Linked DNA regions of Homo sapiens: region 2 is linked to region 1. Evidence: chromatin contacts called from ENCODE POLR2A ChIA-PET data. All regions are on one chromosome and are shown on one strand. The core of a region is the stretch at or near the end of the contact, and the rest is flanking DNA. Distances in the headings are between cores, read along the strand shown.

The links. ChIA-PET counts read pairs that join two places held with the same protein, here RNA polymerase II (POLR2A).
Region 2: POLR2A ChIA-PET joins it to region 1 with 24 read pairs in activated T-cell. The contact joins the enhancer-like site here to the promoter of MDGA1 in region 1. POLR2A ChIA-PET finds 5 or more read pairs at or near these places in 2 of 52 experiments (WTC11 and activated T-cell).

What each region holds. Positions count from the first base shown.
Region 1 is chr6:37,696,587-37,699,377 of GRCh38, forward strand. MDGA1 (MAM domain containing glycosylphosphatidylinositol anchor 1) reads right to left here and starts at 1,297. Exons shown (of 17, transcript NM_153487.4): 1 at 159-1,297. The coding sequence starts at 225. RefSeq lists an enhancer at 1-650 and silencers at 193-352, 383-672, 853-912, 973-1,102, 1,163-1,232 and 3 more.
Region 2 is chr6:36,767,930-36,770,908 of GRCh38, forward strand. The region is part of intron 10 of CPNE5 (copine 5); the gene reads right to left. Among named protein-coding and RNA genes, the nearest start is that of CPNE5, 70 kb to the right of the region's middle. RefSeq lists an enhancer at 739-1,270. Within about 2 kb of position 1,645, at least 15 of the 41 ENCODE cell types and tissues checked have a DNase peak (open chromatin) inside an H3K27ac peak, as active enhancers do.

The DNA.
Region 1 (2,791 bases), core at 47-2,546:
GCTCGGTCTCCACGCGCCCTGGAGAGGGCGGGGACGCGGGCATCCACTCCAGAGTCCGAGTCGAGGTCTCCACCAAACCCCGGCAGCGCGCACTTTGCGCCTCTTGCAAAGTTTCCGCGCGAGGTTAAGCCAAGGTGGAGCGGGACGCGGGCTCTTACCGTAGACTCCTTGTCCCCGGCAGTGGAAGGGGATCAGCGCCAGAAGTAGAAGGCAGGTCACCTCCATCTTCACGGCCGGTGCTTCATCCCCGCGAGGCGGCGCAGCCCGAGAGGCGGCGGGGGGCGCATTCGCCGGGGCCCCGCGACGCCCCTATGTCCCCCCCTTTCCCTGAGAGGTGAGAGAGAGAGCGGCGACGAAGACCAGGAGACTGAAGAGGCGGAGGTGGCGGCGACCCGTGTTTCTCCTCCGGCGGGGCCGCTGCCCGCGTGGGGACGCAGGGGGCGCTGGCCCAGCCCCGGGTGCCTCGGCGCGCCCGGCACAGCAGCCAGCGCCCCGACCCGAGGAGCCCGGCCGCCGAGCCGCCCCGGGTACCCAGGGCCGTCCGCGCGGGATGCTAGGCGCCGGGGACCTCTCGGCGGCGGAGGCGGCGCTTCGATCCAACAGGCCACGGACGACTGACAAACTTGTCGTTTCCCCGCACTGGGGCCGCCCCTCAGCGGAGCGGAGTCGGGGAGGCCGGGGCTCCGCTCGAGTTAATCAATCTGCTGTTTCCAGTCCTGCGGCCGCTGCCGTGGGCTCAGCGGCCCGACTCCAGGGGGCCGGGCTGAAAGCACTCGCGGCGGCGAAGCAGCCCCGGGCCCGGCCCTCCTGATCCGGGGAGCAGCGCGGGCTGGGTTCGGCCGAGGGACGAGCGCCGCGGGTCCCCGGGTCCGTGAAGTTAGCCGAGCCGCCGATAAACCCGGGGGAAGAATAGCAGCCCGGCGCCCCGCGGGAATCTGGAGAGCAATTCCAGGCAAGAAGGGCCCCAGAAAACGGGGAAAGGAGGAAAGTTTGAGTCTTTTGAAAAATATTCGCGCTCTCGCCCAGGCCGGGGCTGCGGCGCGGGCGCCGCTCGCCGCCTCCGCTCGCCGCGCTCCTCTCCCGCCGTCTGGCCGCGGCCGTAGCCCTCCCGGGCTCCGAGCTCTCGGGAGAGCGGGGCTACGCCGCGCCCCAAGTTGGTCGTCCCCGCCCCCGCCCGGCGGCCTTGGCCTGCGGGGGCCCAGAGCGGGCGGGGCCGGGCCGGGCTCCGGGGCGCGGCGGCCGCTCGGCTCCGGGCCGCGGGAGCGCTCCGCTCGCTCAGCAACTTGGGCTTTGCTGTGCTGCTTTTTCGCCCCTCCGAGCTTTTCATTCCGCGCTCCTCCCGCCTCCCTCCCTCTCTTCCTCCTCCCTCCTCCTCGCGTCTCCTCGTTCGGTCTCTCGCTCTCCCACCCGTTGTCGCTCGCTCTCCTGTTTGATTCCCCTCCAGTTAAAAAAAGGAGCCAATTAAAGGCAGCCCAGCTCGCCTGGCCCAGCCTCTGTCCAATTTCCTCGCCTCCCCCAGGACCAATTAGAGAAAACAAAACAGGGCTGGGGGAAGCTGACTGCCTGCCTTTCTCTTTCTCTTTCTCTTTCTCTTTCTCTCTCTCTCTCTCTCTCTCTCTCTCTCTCTCTCTCTCTCTCTCTCTCTTTCTCTCTCTCTCCTCTCTCTCTCTTCTCTCTCTCCTCTCTCTCTCCCTCTCGCTCTCTCTCCCTTCCTCTCCTCTCCTCTCTTTCCCTTTCTCCTCTCCCTCTCTCTCTCTTCCTCTCTCCGCCCCCTAACATTCCCCCCCAACCCCGCCCAGCAGGAAAATGTCAGAAAGCAGAAATGGATCCATCTATCCCGAGGACAGTGGCGGAGGGACCTGGGTTTCGGCGGGGGCTCTGCAGCCGCGCGCTCGCACACTCGCTGTTCTCCAGCCTTGCACACCCAGACTAGCTGGCCGAGCCGGGTGCACCGTTGCCAGCAGCCCGCGGGGCAAACACGGCCGCTCGCTTCGGAGACCCATGCCCGCAGGGCACTGCACACTTCGTAAATGTTTTGCACTTTGGGGAGGCGGGACTGAAGCGGGGGTCCTAGGGAAAGGCCGGGCGCCTGCGGTTCCTGGGGTCCTGCAGCCGCGCGAGACGGGCCGCGGCTGTGGGTCTGCAAGGCTGTCTGCCCGGCTCGAGAGGCCCCCGCCCCTTTCCAGGCGTCTGGTGCTGGGGCCGGGCCGGAGCAGCTGGCGGAGAGGTCGCGCTGAGAGCTCCTGCCCTTGCCGCGGCCCACAGGTTGCCAACAGGTTTGCTCGCACGACCCCTCCGCCAGAGCTTCCCTAAGTCACCCCACATTTTCCTCGGCTAGCCACTCTTCCCATCTTGCCTCCCCTCGGGACCTCAGGCGCCCCCAAGCGCCCCGGGGGCACACCTCCTTCCGGCTGCCGAACCCGAGCCCCGCTCCAGCGGCGGGAGTCCGGCACTCGGGTCTCAGCCGCCTCGAAGGGGCCCTCGCGGAGCAGGAGTGCGGAGAACGCTCCTCCCAAACGCCCGCGGGGAGGGGCGTAGGCTGGCAAGCGAGGCTGGTGGCCTCCCCCGCGCCTCCGATCCCGCCCCGCGCCCAACCCGGGTCCTGCTAATCTCACCTGCTCCACCTGTCGCCGTTATTTATCTCAGCGTGTGCGCAAGAATTGTTTTAGGTCGGCCCGTGGGAGCGCAGACAATCGCAGCAGCTAACAAGCGGGGAGACTACGAACCCCCCCTCCCTTCGCCCCCTGGAACTGCTCAATATCTTGATGGTGGTTCCACGGCTCTATGCATT
Region 2 (2,979 bases), core at 395-2,894, 930 kb before region 1:
CGAGAGATTCATGATCAGTTGGTCTGGAGTGCAAGCTGGGCATGGGAATTGTTAAAAGCTCCCCAGGGGGATTTGAACTTGCAACCCAGGTTGAGACCACTGAATGAGATTCCTGTGCAAACTCGGCCTGGCCTCCATTAAGGCTCCAGGGATGGCTGCAGCCTGGGGGTCAGATTAGCTCAAAGTCTGCACCTCCAGCTTTGGGAGAGAAGGAGGTGAGAGAAATAGTGCCCAGAGACAGGGGGAAGACCATGGGGAGAAGACAAATAAGGCTTTGACTACTCTATTCACAGTTCTTTTTTTTTTTTTTTTTTTTTTTTTTTGAGACAGAGTCTCGCTCTGTCGCCCAAGCTGGAGTGCAGTGGTACGATCTCGGCTCACTGCAACCTCCACCTCCTGGGTTCAAGCAATTCTGCCTCAGCCTCCTGAGTAGCTGGGATTACAGGCGCATGCCATCATATCCGGCTAATTTTTGTATTTTTAGTAGAGACGGGGTTTCACCATGGTGGCCAGGTTGGTCTCAAACTCCTGACCTCAAGTGATCCGCCCACCTTGGCCTCCCAAAATGCTGGGATTACAGGCGTGAACCAGCGTGCCCAGCCATATTCACAGTTCTGTGGCTGTCCACCCTGGTTGGGCTGCCTGAAGTCACTGCAGATGTCACTTGTCACCTGCTGGCCTTGGCTCCTAACCCCTTAGCACAGGGCCAACAAAAGCTGCGGTCCAGCTGACTGTGACTTCTGGGGCCGGCACCCAAGAGAACAGGCTTATTGGGTGTGGGAAAATGAAATGGGCTTCTGCAGACCACCAAATGAACACCTTATCTGGCATACAAAGGCTCAGGACAGAGGCCTAACCTAGGAGGCAGCAAAGTGGGCAGAAAAGACCTTCGGCTGTGGGGTGAGCAGCCCTGGCTGGCAGTCTCAGCTCTTCCAAGTACTAGGTCTGTTGCCCCGAGCAACTGGCTTAACCCTCAGACACTCCCCTCCTTTCCAAATTGAGAAAAATCACAGCCACTTTGGAGCTGCTGTGCAAGTAAACTATCTCCACGTACAGTCAGCGCTGGACACATGTTGCTCTGTTCCTGTCTAAAACACTCCATCCCTTTATCCAAGCTCCTGTCTCTCAAACAATTCCCATGCTTCTTGAAAATATCAGCTCCATGAGGCCCGGGATTTTTGTTTGTTTGTTTCCTGCTGTATCTTCAGCTTCTAGAACAGTGCCTAGCCTATATCAGGTGCTGTATACATATTTGTTGGCTGACTGAGAGCTCCTAGCAACGTGATGAAATGGGCTGTGCAGGTAATAATACCGTCATTCTACAAAATCACAAAAGGAGGCCAAGAGTATGTGGCTCTCCGTGAGTCACACAGCTGGTCAGTGGTGATGCCAGGAGTCAGTGACCTGGGCCTCTGGACACCTAGAGCCACAATGACAGAGCCAGATATGTGTGAGCCTGGGCAAGCCAGCAGGGATGAGAGACACCAGCCAAAACGCCAGGCTGCCCCCACGGCATACCAACTAGCTCTATCTATAGTTTCCTCCCAGCTGAGCTGCAAGGTCTGCCTCCTAATGAGCCTCTGCCTGGCAGGGGGAAGGTTTCCCTGCGGCTTACAAGTCCCGAGGGCTGACAGGCCCTGAGGGGTTTTGCCTTAAATGGACTTGAGTCAGTCCAACACTCAACTCTTCAGGAAGAGGAGCATCAGGGCCTCATCTGGGGCAGGCAGTGAGACTGGCAGCAATCTCGGCCCCCAGGTTGCACTGCGCAACACCGGGCAGTGCCGCGGTGACCGTGCCTCCCGTCTGAGCCTCAGCTTCTGCATGTGAATACCGAGAACGGTACGATGCCCTTCATCGAGGCCATCTGTGGAGATGCCTGATAGGGCGCCTGGCCCTCCTGGGAGCTCATCTGTGGCCGGATGCAAAAGAGAAGGAACTCACACATCAAGGGTGCCAGGCAGAAGTGGGAAGCTGCGGTGACTCCTTTCCTCTCTCCAGGTGAGGACTCCACACTCTTAACACCCTCTTAAAATCTACTCATTCAGCATCAAGGTGTGAGCAGCCTGACCCAGACAACTGTGGTTTAACAGGGACAAATCCTCAAGTCACAGAACATTAAGAGAGTAGGGCAAATTCCAGGAAGGCAGGGGAAGTGCTTCCTGTCATCACCCCACTTTACCCCACCGGAAGGCTGGCTTGGCTCTGATCCTGATGCCACTTCCTGTGACTTCAGCTCTGCTCAGCTAGGTCACTCAGGTTTGGCCTTGTGTGGACTGGACACATAGCAAAGGCAGGGAGACTCCAGGCCAGAGGGCCAGGCCAGAGGCAATTTCAACAGGAGGGAAATGCAGCTTCTCCTTACTCTGGCAAGTTATATAATATCTTCTCTTCTATTTCCCTTGTAAAATAGGCACAGCACTAGACCCGGCTCCTAGGGTTATTGTAAAATTTAAATTCACAAAATAAGATAACGCATTTAAACCAATTAGAATACAACTTGGTCCATGTCCTAAGTCCTCAGTAACTGTAATCGTATTACCTGGCTTCTACACCCATCATTCCGAGAACACTGCCCTTTCTCATCAGGCCCGGGTTCTCATCCTCCTGTACCTCTTCTCACAATAGGAGGGAATGATCCCTGACCGTGCCGCCCTCCTCTTAGTTCCCTCCTATCCCTCTGACCATCTCCTCTTCTTTCTTGCTCCTGGCCTCTGGCATCACCCACAGGGCCTCTCAGGGCACCAGATCTCTGGCCACCCCCCTCCTGGAGACCCTAGACTGCTGTCCCCTCCTGCTTTAGCGGTGCCTGGTCCACAGCTGCCTCCTCTCAATGTGGCTGAAACCAAGTTTACCTCTCTTTCCCCAACCTCTCAACAGCAGCAGCTCGTTTTCAAACAACAAACATAATCTTTATAACTTAAGAAGGATAATTTTTTTAAAAATGGGTTTCAGATAGGCTGTGAAAAGAACTGCGGAACA